Linked DNA regions of Homo sapiens: region 2 is linked to region 1. The links are chromatin contacts, found by Hi-C or POLR2A ChIA-PET in ENCODE. All regions are on one chromosome and are shown on one strand. Each heading gives the region's core, a stretch centred on a gene start or an enhancer-like site at or near the end of the contact. The rest is flanking DNA. Distances are from core to core; before and after follow the strand shown.

Evidence for each region. Hi-C counts contacts between places; a loop is a spot of excess contacts on that map. ChIA-PET counts read pairs that join two places held with the same protein, here RNA polymerase II (POLR2A). Pooled maps may share reads with other maps.
Region 2: a loop to region 1 is called in a pooled map, with 2.6 times the contacts of the local background. The contact joins two enhancer-like sites. A Hi-C loop is called at or near these places in 1 of 168 maps with a recorded cell type or tissue (esophagus muscularis mucosa) and 4 of 50 pooled maps. POLR2A ChIA-PET finds 5 or more read pairs at or near these places in 2 of 52 experiments (HEK293 and activated T-cell).

Annotation. Positions count from the first base shown.
Region 1 is chr2:160,319,684-160,326,640 of GRCh38, forward strand. The region is part of intron 2 of RBMS1 (RNA binding motif single stranded interacting protein 1); the gene reads right to left. Among named protein-coding and RNA genes, the nearest start is that of LINC02478, 51 kb to the left of the region's middle. Within about 2 kb of position 1,533, at least 2 of the 41 ENCODE cell types and tissues checked have a DNase peak (open chromatin) inside an H3K27ac peak, as active enhancers do.
Region 2 is chr2:160,513,817-160,520,437 of GRCh38, forward strand. No RefSeq gene overlaps it. Among named protein-coding and RNA genes, the nearest start is that of RBMS1, 23 kb to the left of the region's middle. RefSeq lists an enhancer at 1,105-1,274. Within about 2 kb of position 3,360, at least 2 of the 41 ENCODE cell types and tissues checked have a DNase peak (open chromatin) inside an H3K27ac peak, as active enhancers do.

The DNA of each region.
Region 1 (6,957 bases), core at 283-2,782:
AAAAGCATATTAAAATTTTTAGGAAATGGAAGTATTTTGTAGCATTTTAAACCATTGTGAATATTACACACTTGTATTTTATGCACTGAAACAAGCTGAAATATATTTATCTAGAAGAAAAAAAAATGGCTTGAGCCACTTCTCTCCTTCAGTTAATCTTCCTTATGTTCACTCTGTGTAATCATGTAATCAAATGATTACTAACTAGGCATGAAAGTAAAGATAATTTCAGGTTCAAATGACAATTACATCTAAGAGGCATAATGCTGCACAAACACCTTCAATTCCCTGTTGAGATTCTGAGCATTTTAACAATATTAACACAGATCACTAGGCTTACAAAGAAATAATCTATAAAAATCTACAAATGAGAAAAAAATAAGTGATCTAAAGACAACCTTTCAGCAACCATCTATCTACCTAGGTTACATGCTTGATATTTACCAGCTCCTATCGTTTGAATATTTCACCCATCCAAATCTCATGTTGGAATATGATTCCCAGCTGAGCATGGTGGCTCATGCCTGTAATACCAGCACTTTGGAAGGCCAAAGCCGGCGGATGGCTTGAGCCCTAGAGTTCGAGACCAGGCTGGGCAACACGGCAAAACCCCGTCTCTACCCTCCCAAAGCACAAAAATTGTCTGGGCATGGTGGTGCGGGGCCTATTGTCCCTGCTACTTAGGAGGCTGAGGTGGGAGGGTCGCTTTAGCCTGGGAGGCAGAGGTTGCAGTGAGCCATGATCTCGTCACTGCACTCCAGTCTGGGTGACAGAGTGAGACCATGTCTCAAAACAAAACAAAAACTCCCAATGTTGGAGATCAGGCTTAATGAGAGGTGTCTGGGTTGTGGGGGTGGATCCCTCATGAATAGCTTGGTGCCATCCTTGTGGTAGTGAGTTCTTGCTCTATTAGTTCTGGTGAGAACTGGTTGTGCAAAGAGCCTGGTACCTCCTCCTCTGTTTTCTTTCTCTATGTGATCTCTGCACACACCTTCTCCCCTTTGCCTTCTGCCAGGAGTGGAAGCTTCCTGAGGCCCTCAACAAGCAGCAAGCGCTGATGCTGTGCTTCTTGTACAACCGGCAGAACTACGAACCAAATAAACCTTTTCTTTTAACAAACTACCTAGCATAAGTATTCCTTTACAGGAACACGAAAAATGGACAAAGGCACCAGGACTCTCTCGTGTGTACAAGTCCTTGACAAAAGCACTTTTAGACTGTATCCCTGTTTCATACTTTTCCAAAAGCGGGGGGACGGTAGGTATGACTCCAATTTGGGGTAAGGAGATTGAGAGTCACAGTGATTAAGAGACTGCTCAAGCTCTCAGAGTTCAGGGCATTTTGTAAACCAAACAGAAGAAAGGCTCATTTAGGAGAAGGAAGGTAAAGGGTTGGCCTTCGACACTTCTAGTTCTGCTTTCAACATTTAATGATGGGAAAGACAGGAAAATGCATGGAGAAAGGGGAATGAGGAAGTAGGCAAAGAGAAAAGGCTCAGTAGTGCTGAATGCAAGCCATGCCACACCCTCTCTCAGCTTGTTTGCTACATCTGGCATGAGTCCGCTCTGCCAGTGCACCTCCCTTCTCTGTGGCAGGTACTCCCCCATCTCATTCCATCTTTCACAGCCCTCTTTCAGGGGTTCTTTGCCCATTCAGCTTCCTCTTCTCCCTCCTTAACTAAGTACTTTCATCAAGTTTAATATTTGGTCTTCAACTGTTTCTTCTCTTAGGAAATTCATTCAGTGCCATGTTTTTAATTAATGAATCTCCTCTGATGCTGCTCAGTTCTTCCTTGTGTGTGTATGTGTTTTTTTTAAAACTCACCAAAGCTTTGGTTTTTCTCTCTTCCTCTTTCTACTTAAATACCTTAATATTTTATTAGGATTCTTAAATATCCAGTGAAATATTTAAGTAGTGAAATATCAAGCCCACGACTTTCTAAATCTCATCTTCAATATTATCTCAAACATGGCTTTCCCTGTCTCTCTCCATATCTCTTTTCATTCACTAGCACTCACTCTCCCAATCTCCTACCAAGCTCGGGGTCCTCGTGCCACCACTAACTCAGTAATTCCTGAACCCAGGTGATCAATAACTCTTCCAAATTTTGTCTTTGATATGTTTCCAATCTTTACTTTCTCCCTTCACTGTTCCTAGACACATGCAAAAAACACATAATAGTTCTCCCTGCATCCAGCTTTTCAACCCTGTCTGTTGCATTAATTTACCTTAAATACCCCTTTAAACATCTCTCCATTACCTATTCTACCCATGCTTGAACTTGAAGAACTTGTTCAAACATTATCTTTTCCATGAAACTATCACTAATCTCTTCAACTATTTAGTTGGCTATTTTCTAAGAAACTAGAAAGGGCATTACATTTGTTGACTTCCTACTTATGTCCTAGACACTGTGCCAGGTACTTTGCATGTATGCTTTTATTTAATTAACTTCACAACAATCTTATGAGGTAGGTGTTATTATTCCCATTTGTGCATATGAGAAAACAAAAAGCTCATACAAGTTTTGAGCATTACACCTTGCCTGAAATCCCAGAGCTCACAAATGAGTAAATTTTCATGGCAACTTATCAATGAAATGATTTTGAGAAACAATGCCCTCTGAGTATGGAAGAAGAAGGGTAATGGAAGGTCTGTACGGTACTCAAATATTCATTTTCCAAGCACAGGACATTTTTTACTCATTTGTTTTAAACATAAGAAATAAACACGTGGCTTATGGTTGAAAGAGGGATAACAAGACAGAGGATGGTGAGTAGAAAAAGAGTGATTTCTGACATTTATCAGTTTTACTTTCTATTGTGGTTTTCCTTGCAAGTTGTGGAGTAAGACTGAAAGACTGTGATTTCACAGAACATCAGAAACGGATTCCACTCTGTCTGTGGGGCAGCTGCATACTGGCCTTCTGCAAACAAGTGGCACAGGAAGCTGCTTATTTGGATTTACCTAAGGTGCTGAAGGGCTTCCCTTTCCTAAAATATTCTTCTTTTGGGCTGTCCACTCAATTATACCACTTCCAGCACAAGAGGCTCCCATTAAAATACAGACCCCAGAACTAGAAGATGCAACCCTTGAAATCCGTCAGGCCCTAGCTAAGTTAGCTCCTCAGTGGGCAACTTGGATATCTTATTGTGGCAATGCAGTATAGAACCAGTAGTTTTTGATGTCATGACAAAAGAGCCAGGAAAGGTCCAGATCTAGAATATGAGGAGGAGCCATATATCAAATGGCACCTCAGGGACTGGGATAAGGAGTGGGAGGGTTCACAGTAGTCATCATCTCTCTCTACTCATTTTACTTGCAGTAAGATTTAAAGTGAGGGGTGAGGGGGAGCTGTTATAGACAGTTAACATTTAATCTAATTCTGTTGTCAATCACCAATGCCTGTAAGAGTAACAGACATCTGGGTACAAATTCATAAAGCAACCAGATCTTCACCTCCCCTTGCTCCTATCTGTAGCTTAATTTTTTTTTTTTTTTTAAATCATCAGCCAGGCACGGTGGCTCACGCCTGTAATCCCAGCACTTTGGGAGGCTGAGGTGTGCAGACTGCTTGAGCTTAGAAGATCGAGACCAGCCTGGGCAATGTGGCAAAACACCCTCTCGACAAACAATACAAAAATTAGCTGGACGTGGTGGTGCACGCCTGTAGTCCCAGCTACTTAGGAAGCTGAGGTGGGAGGATCACTTGGGCCTGGGAGGCAGAGGTTGCAATGAGCCAGGACTGCGTCACTGCACTCCAGCCTGGGTGACAGAGTGAGACCCCCTGTTTAAAAAAAAAATCACTGTTACGGAATAGGGACATATGATGTACTAGGAGAAACAGGTCTCCTGACTGGCGGAATTCACACTCTAAGGACACTAAGAAAGTGCACGACCAAACAGCATGATGTAGAATTTCATGAAAGAAAAAAAAAAAAAAAAAAACTGTGACTATGAAGATTCTTTGGATTTCATCTGGCTTCAAAGTAACTGGGTTAGACCACAGCCCCAGCTACCCAGATTATAATATTCTTTGCTAGAGTAGATAATCCACTCCAGAGCAAGCTCTGACAGTAAAAAGATGAAGAGTAATTAAGAGACATGACTATATAATAATATGAATTTCAAAGGGAGAGGATAACAGGTAAAAGCTCATGTTCAAACCTCTTGGCCCAAGTGAGCTTGGCTAATAAAACCTTTTACTTAGAATTTACTAAAACTTCTTTAGTTTACACCACAGTTTTACTCATTTCTTTCTTTCCATTTAGATCTCCTCTTTCATCTGCTACAATATAAAATGTAGGTATATCTCAGTTTGCACTTAGTATATAAAGCTTAATTTTCTCCTCTGCCTCTATCACTTAGTTACTCCTAAATTCTACCTTTTTGGTAATTTATATTACAAAAGAAACACAAGCTTATTGTACACTTAGAAGACAAAGAAAAGTAGGTTGAAAAATTAAAATCACCTGAAGTCCTGGATATGATTATTGGTGCATATCATTATAGACTTTATCCACTGGCACGTACAAATGTATAAACGTATGTGTGTGCGTGCAAGCATGCGTGCGCGTGCACACACACACACACACAATTTTCCTGTGTGCTAGGGAACGTGCAGCTTTTGAAGAGTCCAGGTTATAAGCCAAAGCTCTGGAGAGTGGCGTCCACTCCAACCACCACCAACAGATGGCGACAATGGTTGTTAAGTTATTTTAATATTGGTCATTTCAGTTGTAAATTCATTTAAGGCACATGGGGTCATTTGCAGTGCTTGTGCTAGTTTTAGAATATTTTATGAATATTATTAAACCTGAAAACACAATGGGTGTGTTTAAAACAACAGTAAAAAAAAAAGTGATATGTATAAACAAAAAAGATACTTTAACTTTGAGAAAGGGCAGAATGTTGCTCATGCATATAGAATGATAGTTTTCATAATAGCTGCTCCTGAAGGACAAACAGGGATTCACACATCCCGTAAAAGACGCTGTGCCTATGTATATGACCATAATTAGCAAGTAGGAGGGACAGGGGATTGAAATGAGAAAAAGAAGAGAAAAATAAAACATCAACATCAGAAAACTTATGACCTCGTGAGTTAATTCAGGGGAATAATAAAAGTAATTACTTACAGGTATACAGCTCCTACTCTATGCCAGGCACTATTCTAAGCGAGATGTGTGTGTGTGTGTGTATATATATATATATATATATATATACACACACACACACACACACACACACACACATATATATGCGCCAATTATTTTAATCTTCTTAATCTTTTGGGGAGGTGGAGTATTACTCCTACTTTGTAGATGTGAAACTCAGGAGCAGAGTCAGTAAGGGACGTATTCAAGGTTACACAACTAAGTAGCAAAGATGGGAGGTAGAATGTTTGCTTTGGAGTTTAAAGGCCAAGCATGTTGACAGCTATGGAAACTTGGGTCACCAACCACAGACTGTGCCACAGATTGAAAGTAATTCCCAGTTTGACTCTGCACACAGCTCCAAAAGAGTAAGGAGATGAGGGGTGGACTCCGTAATTGCTAAGGTCCTTAAGACAGATGCTGATGACATTCAGGAAGAAGTTACCTGACTAAAGACCTTCTGGATACATGACATTGGTCTATCTTGGAATAACATGCCCAGTAGAGCATATACCTCAGTGAGGGGGTCGGCAGGACTGGCTTTAAAGCTTAAAAGGAATAACTAAGGTATCTATTTGAGGGAAATGAATTTGAGGACTACAAATCTATTTGAGGAAACCCCCTCTTGTTATTTTGGAGTTGCTGGGAAAAAAGAAAAAATACAATACACGTCCTCACACATGTACACACAGATGAATGCAGTTTTCTAACTCACTTTTTTGGCTGCTTTGTTTTTTCAATGGCCTCCCAGACAAAGGGGATTTCCTAAAACTTGCTTTAGCTCTTTCAACAGTGGTTGGATAGGGGAAGGAACACAAAGTATACATTACGTCTGTTTAGCAAATAAAGTTTTTTGGAGAATGAGGCCTAAAAATAGTAGAAAGGGTCATTACCCATGTTATTCTGAATTCTCACTACCTGGAATAATTCAGCTGGTTATATTTCCTTTATTTACTTGGCATGTAAAGTGGTATTTGGAGATGAGATAGAAGATGTAAAAATTTATTAGGCAATCAAAATCAAGTAAATTTTATATGACATTTACCTCTTTTGCCCTGATGATTTTCAATGTTTCTACTTCCAAGACACAAAAATTAAGGGTATAGAAAGATATTCCCCATTTCATTTGGTTGTTCTGGCCTAACTCTTACATTAGATAGCTGCCCCTTCCACTTGTGTTATATGGCTGAGTGTACCTTTATGAATAAAAGATTCCTGGTGTATGTAGCTGGAATTGAAGCCAGGGTTTAAAGGAGAATGCTTGGCAAGAAAAGCTACTGCAGACCTAAAGGTCAGAAACAACTGAAAACCAGGCGCTGAAGGTGAAGGGATTACGGGAAAGATAAGTACAGTCAAGAAAGGAGAGATCAAACCAAGAAATCAACTCAAAAATATTTATAGCATGTTTACAGTATGCCCTTTCAAGGCCTGTGAAAAATACAGCAGATGCCACACCTACCATTAAGGAGGACAGTCCTTTGGGGTATGTAAAAAACTTTTAATACTAAAAAATAACTAAAAATATGAGACCCTGTATGATGTATGCTAAATAAAGGAGGCATAAACATAGAGGGAAGGTCAAGTTGAGTAAGAAAAACTGGAGAAAACAAAAATCTAGGTGGGCTCTGTAGGACAATAAAGAATCTAATGCAAACCTATGTAGTGAGTTATGGAAACTTAAGTCTCCAAAAGTCTTGGAGGACTCTGCATTCTAAGAAAAGGACAGAGAGAACAGAATGAGACTGGAGGATTTGGAACTGTAGAATGAAATCACAAGAGCAATTATTTTAGTAAGATTAAC
Region 2 (6,621 bases), core at 2,110-4,609, 200 kb after region 1:
TATCAATATAGTTTTGGCTTTTCTAGAATTTCACATATATAATATTTTATGCCTGACTTCTTTTACTTAGCATAATGCTTTTGAGATTCATCCATGTTGTTGCCAGATATCATAATTCATTCTCTTTTTATTGTTGACTAGTTAACCACTTTTTGAAAATATCACAGGTTATTTATGTGTTCACCAATTAATGGACAATTGAGTTGTTTCCAGTTTTTGGCAATTATGAATAAAACTGTTATGAATATCTGAGTACAAGTCTTTGTGTGAGCATACATTTTCATTTTCCTTGGGTAAATGCCTAAGTGGGATTAGTTATATGGTATATGTATATTTAACTTTATAAGAAACTGCCAAATTGTTTTAAAATTAGCTGTACAATTTTACATTCCCACCAGCAATGTATACTATTGTTTTGCATATTTGTCAACAGTTAGTATTTTGAGTCTTCTTTATTTGGGCCATTCAAGTGTGTGTGCGTAGGTGGTATTTTTTAAGTTTGCAGTTTCCTAATGGTTAATGATCGATATGGTTTGGCTGTGTCACGCAAAATCTCATCTTGAATTGCAATCCCTGTAATCCCCATAATCCCCACGTGTAAAGGGAGAGACCAGGTGGAGGTAATGGAATCATGGGGCCAAGTTTTCCCTATGCTGTTCTCGTGATTGTGAGTGAGTTCTCACGAGATGTGATTGTTTTATAAGTGTTTGATAGGTCCTCCTGTGTTCATTCTCGTTCTTGCTGCCTTGTGAGTGAGGTGTCTTGCTTCTCCTTCCACCATGATTGTAAGTTTCCTGAGGCCTCCTCGGCCACGCGGAACTGTAAGTCAATTAAACCTCTCTTCTTTCTAAATTACCCAGTCTTATAGCAGTATGAAAATGGACTGATAATATGATGATGTTAAGCATTTTTTTTTTAGTATTTGTTTACCCCTCTTTGGTAAACTGTGTGTTTAAATCTTTTGTTCATTTTAAAAATTGGGCTTTGTGTCTTATTAAATCCTAAAAAGTTCTCTTTGTTTTAAAATAGCCTCATTTAGACAAATCCATAAGCAAATGTGTTTTGCAAATTTTTTTCTTATGAAAAATATTACTTATACCATACAGCTATTGTAAGAAATTAGGTTAGCTATATGCAAAACTTCTGATACCTAGCAGCTACTTAGGAAATGCAAATTCTCTTCCCACACCTTTTCCCTTCACCAATAGATTCAAGTACTCTAGAAAAGTTAAGGATTGTGCAAGCAAGAAAAAGTTTTTGGGTGAGGACATTTTGGAGAGAATAATTTCAGGACACAGGTGAGGTTATAAGGGAAATTGCAAAGGATTAGAGAGGAATGGTAACGATTGAATCAAGAAGCACAGATGATTCAGATATTTGGGAGATGAGGGAAGAAGAAAGAAGGCAGTAGCATAAGTGTGAAGCAGCACAGTGTAGTGGTTAAGCACAGGAGTTTGCAGCCAGGTTTCTTGGCTTTGAAGCCCAGCTCTGCTGCCTGCAAGCCATGTTGAGTGTGGGCAGTCATTTAACCTGTGTGTGAAAATGCAGGGAAGAGAGCAGCTTGGGGGGTTGGGGAAAGCTTAGATTTGCATTTGCTAAAGAATATCAAGTACAGGGACCACAGAAATTCTGCAGGATATGTCAACTCAGATGATGATTTCTCTTTTCAATTAAGTGTGATGTTAAAGCATCTGCCCAGAAAGAGGAAAATCAACGGCAGCTTGAAGCTTAGGGGAAGTGAAGAAAATGAGGGATAGCAGTTGTTGAGACTTAGTGACTTGGCAAGAAAGGCATTAAAAGATCACTAATAGTCGAGAAGGAATCAGGTGAGCTTGGAGGGCATGAATAAAAAATGGCTTCCATCAACAGATTTTTGTGACTCACTCCAAATGACATTTATCAACCAGGAAGCAGGAGAGGGAGAAAACAGAACACAACCTACAGAGGGAAGAGATAGTGGTTGGCAAGACAGCAAATTTATAAAGGATTCTAGACGAGCACATTGTCAAAATGGTCAACTGTTTAACATATATCAAGACGATGGAATAGCAAGACACTAAGGAAGAAAGTGTTCATGAGCATGTTCTATTTCTGTAAGTAGAAAAAAGAAAGGATCAGGTAGGCACGGTGGCTCATGCCTGTAATCCCAGCACTTTGGGAGGCCGAGACAGGTGGATCACCTGAGGCTGGGAGTTCCAGGCCAGCCTGACCAACATGGAGAAAACCCATCTCTACTAAAACTACAAAATTAGCTGGGTGTGGTGGCAGCACATGGCTGTAATCCCACCTACTCAGGAGGCTGAGGCAGGAGAATCGCTTGAACCTGGGAGGCAGAGGTTGTGGTTAGCCAAGATCGTGCCATCGCACCCCAGCCTGGGCAACAAGAGTGAAAATCTGTCTTAAAAAAACAACAAAAAAAAAAAAAAGAAAGAAAGGATCATTTTTTTAAGTGGCAAATTTTAAATGGCAGCTCAAATGAACCAGAAAGTAAGATGGAAAGGAAAGCTGAAAAGGTAGTGGCTCACATACTTCAAGTTTGTTGATAACCCAATGTGGATGAAGTTGAACTGATGCATGGCGAGATATCCGATGGGAGGCTCTCTGATTATGGGGAATTTTAGAGTGGAGAGTTTCGAGGGAGAGAACTTTGGAGGTTGAGGCACATTAACTCATAAGTATTAGAGTTAGAGATGGAAGAAATAGCAAACTGGTTGATTAAAGGACTATCGGGTCAGTGTCAGGGAGTGTAATGCTGGGGGGTGGAAAGTGAAGATGCTCACACACACTGCGGAAGACAGTAGTCCCCATGGGACTAAGAGGCAGGTTTTAGAGATCAGTAGATTGTTGCAGAGATTTCTCAAGTATATTGTCTTGCCAACTAATCCTGAAAACAGGTGGTAGGTCTGGGTCCAGCTGAAGATTTGCTTGACCTTGTCTTACACCTAATGCTAAGCGAGTTTTTGTATTACCTTCTGTGATTGATGTCATCTCAGTATTCACAGCACACCCACACTGTGCTCCAGAAAACATGAAACTAACAAAGCCCAGCTCTCAGCATCTTCCTCCTCACTCTCAGACATAACAAGCCTGCTGGGACAATTCCAATGAGCTGCCTTTGCCTGGGACAGAAACGTAGGGCTGGAGAGGGTGGAAAACAAAATGATCTTCCTACCTGCTTCCTGTGGGGCCATTTTAAGCGGGTGGGAGAGTGGGAGGGAGAGCTTATCTATATTTCAGTGCTGGTTAAAAAACATACCTTGGCTTTTGATTCAAGGTACTAATTTATGTAGTTTACATATTTGCACTCTGAGCCCCACGGTTCTTAACCACAAGTACACAGGCGTGTAAAAGGCCATTTAAGATGAGTCACTGAAATCTCGAGGGGCGTTTGTTCTCCCTCCTGCCTCTTCCACTTCTAGCGTGTTAGGTGAAGTTGTATTTGGAGGAGGCCCACAGGAAGAGCTAAGCAACAGCTTCAGAATTCAGCTGGAGCTTATGGTACATCATGTACCTCAATGGAAAAAAAAATTAAACTTGCCAGTGTCTACGTTAAAAGTTTTTGACATTTATTTAAACAAGGTCAGTTTCTTCTTTCTCTATGAAAATAGGCAAAATATTGCCACCTAAATGTCTTCATTTCAAGTAATTTGCAACACATACACAAATCACTGAGGGGCTAAGGTGACATTATTGATAATTCAAGTTTCAAAAAGGGATTCTGAGAAATTGCTTTACTGCTATGTGTTCCAGACTGACTGCCTCCATTAAGTACGTTCATTAGATAATCGCCTGACTTTTCCACTTTCCTTTTCTGGTGAAGCCACATGTAACATGTCCAAAATGTCTAGGGGAAATCATGGAAATCATGGAACTTGTGCACATGCATACAGCATTGCTTTTCAAAAAGGACAGAATATGTTCAAGAACTATTTATATTCTGGGCAAGCTTTGAATTTGTATATATTATGTGCACAGAAGATAATTTGTTATCATGTTGTACACCAAATTAAATGACCCTTTGATACTGAGGTCATGCCCATTCATATTAGTAGGAGTTAAAGACACCAAGAGGACCAAAAACTGATGCCAAGAATGCATGGAATGGTTTCCATGGAGCATAATGGCACAATTGTCTTATGGAACAAAATTGAAAAGAACTGGAGAACAGGAAAAGGGCGTGGTGTCTGCAAAAATGAAAAACTTTATTCATGGATTCAAATTTATGCTTAAAATGAATTGAATGTGATACACCATTCTTAGTTTTCAGACAAACGTTAGAAACTAGCTAAATAGTGATGGAACTTTTAGAGTAGTCTGGCAAATTTTTCTGGAAATTACTTTCCCTCAACCTCAAGTATTATCACCAGTTCTTTTTCACTCTTCCTGAGAGGATGAAAGAACATCTTCTAATTTTGGTAGAGACAGTGTCTTACTCTGTCACCAAGGCTAGAGTACAGTGGCATGCAATCATAGCTCACTGTAACCTTGAACTCATAGGCTCAAACAATTCTACTTCAGCCTCCTGCATAGCTAGGACTGTAGGAGCACACCACTATGTCTCTCTAATTTTTTATTTTTAGAGACGGGGTCTCGCTACATTGCCCAGGCTAGTCTTGAACTCCTGGCCTCAAGTAATCCTCCTGCCTTGCCCTCCCAAAACGCTGGGATTACAGGTATGAGTCACCACACGCAACGTACTTTTATTTTTTAACTAATGCTTTTGAACAGGTTCCTTTCAAACTCCTTCTCAGGACTTCATGCCACCGATCTTCACATTGCCTTATAAACCTGCCATTTCTCCCTACACATCTTGACGGGCTTGTTAGTAGAGTCCATTACCATGAAGAAACCAATCTGACCAAAAGATTGTTAAATTTTTGCCCAAGAGATATCCAAACAATTTGTTTTATCTTCCTATTTAACTGTTGGTTACATTTTGTTGTATTCTATAACCATAATTAAACCTTCCTATGATTGTCTACAGCTTTGTGAATGCTGAAAACCAATACATTGCTTTAACATTCTTGTATGTAAATATTGGTCACTCAGAGGCTTCCTGATAGTACAATTTGGTGCCATTCTTAGGACCATTACTTGTGTTAAATTCAAATTAAGGTACCTTTCTTATGCCACCAATTGCTTAAAATCATTCCACAGTTTAGTTTGTTTCATAATTTCTAGTCTAGATTGTTTGTTATGGTGCTTTCCCCACTATGTATCTAACTAGTTCCTTTCATACTCTTCTTATAACTTGGAATCTATTTTATTGTTCCCTAAAGCTCCTGACTTTGTTTGAATTTGACAACTTTGGTCATTCGTGGACTAATACTTTCATAGTTACCCCTCTCCCAACTTTTCCCACAGATCTCCTCCTCGGAATCCTTGTACCTTACTAGTGTTATAATTTGGACTGATTACTTTCTAGGTTTTATGTCATTCTATGGCTCCCTTTTACTGTGCTCCTGGATTGGATGGATGTACTGTTTCTTGGATCCTACATTTTTTTCTTTGATTACTTTGCTCCTTTGTTTTGCTGTAGTACATTTTTAAGAAACTACTTCTGAAGAGATACATGGGATGAAATGTTCTGAGATTTTACAAGTTTAAAAATGTCATTTCTTCTGCTCTCACCTCTGAAAGCTTGACTGAGTGTAGAATTCTAGGTTGCAAAAAAAAAAAAAAAATCCGTTAGAACTCCCTAACATGATAAAAGGAATTTATGAAAAACCCACGGCAAACATTATGCTCAATGGAAAGACGAACACTTTCTCCTAAGACAAAGGAACAAGACAAGGAGGTCTGCTTTTGTCATTTTTATTCAACTTTGTACTAGAAGTTTTAGAGCAATTATTCAAGAAGATGAAGTAAAACTAGTCACAGATGATATGATCTCATATTTAGAAAAATTTTTAAAAATTTCCCAAAATTATTAGAGCTAATAAATGAATATAGCAAAGTTGCAGGATACAAGATCACAAATTCAGTGGTAATTCTACAATGAAGAGACCAAAAAAGAAATCAGGAAAACAGTACCATTTATAATACTATCCAAAATAATAAAATACCTTATAAATTTAACCAAGGTGGTGAAAGATTTTTGCACTGAAATCTATAAAACATTGCTGAAAGAAATTGAGGAAGACCTAAATAAATGAAAAGATATAACATGTTCATGAATTAGAAGATTTAATATTGGTAAGATGTCGATACTAAAGCAATCTAAACATTCAATACGGAGTCTATCAAAATTCCAACAGCCTCTTTATTTTTTTTTTGGCAGAAATGGAAAAACCAAACTTCAAATTCATATGGAATTGCAGGGCCCCTAAAAAGCCAAAACAATATTGAAAAAAGAACAACAAAATTGGAGAGCTCACATTTCCTGATTTCAAAAGCTACTGCAAAGCTATAGTAATTAAAACACCGTGATACTGGCACAAGGATAAACATATAGATGAATAAAAGCATGAGTCCAGAAATCACAGATCTGTGGCAAACTGATTTCAACAAGGGTGCCAAGACCATTCAATGAGGAAGAGTAGCCTCTTAACTAAATGATGCTGGGACAATTGGATATCCCCATGTAAAGGAATTAATTTGGATCTTTACTCCATATACAAA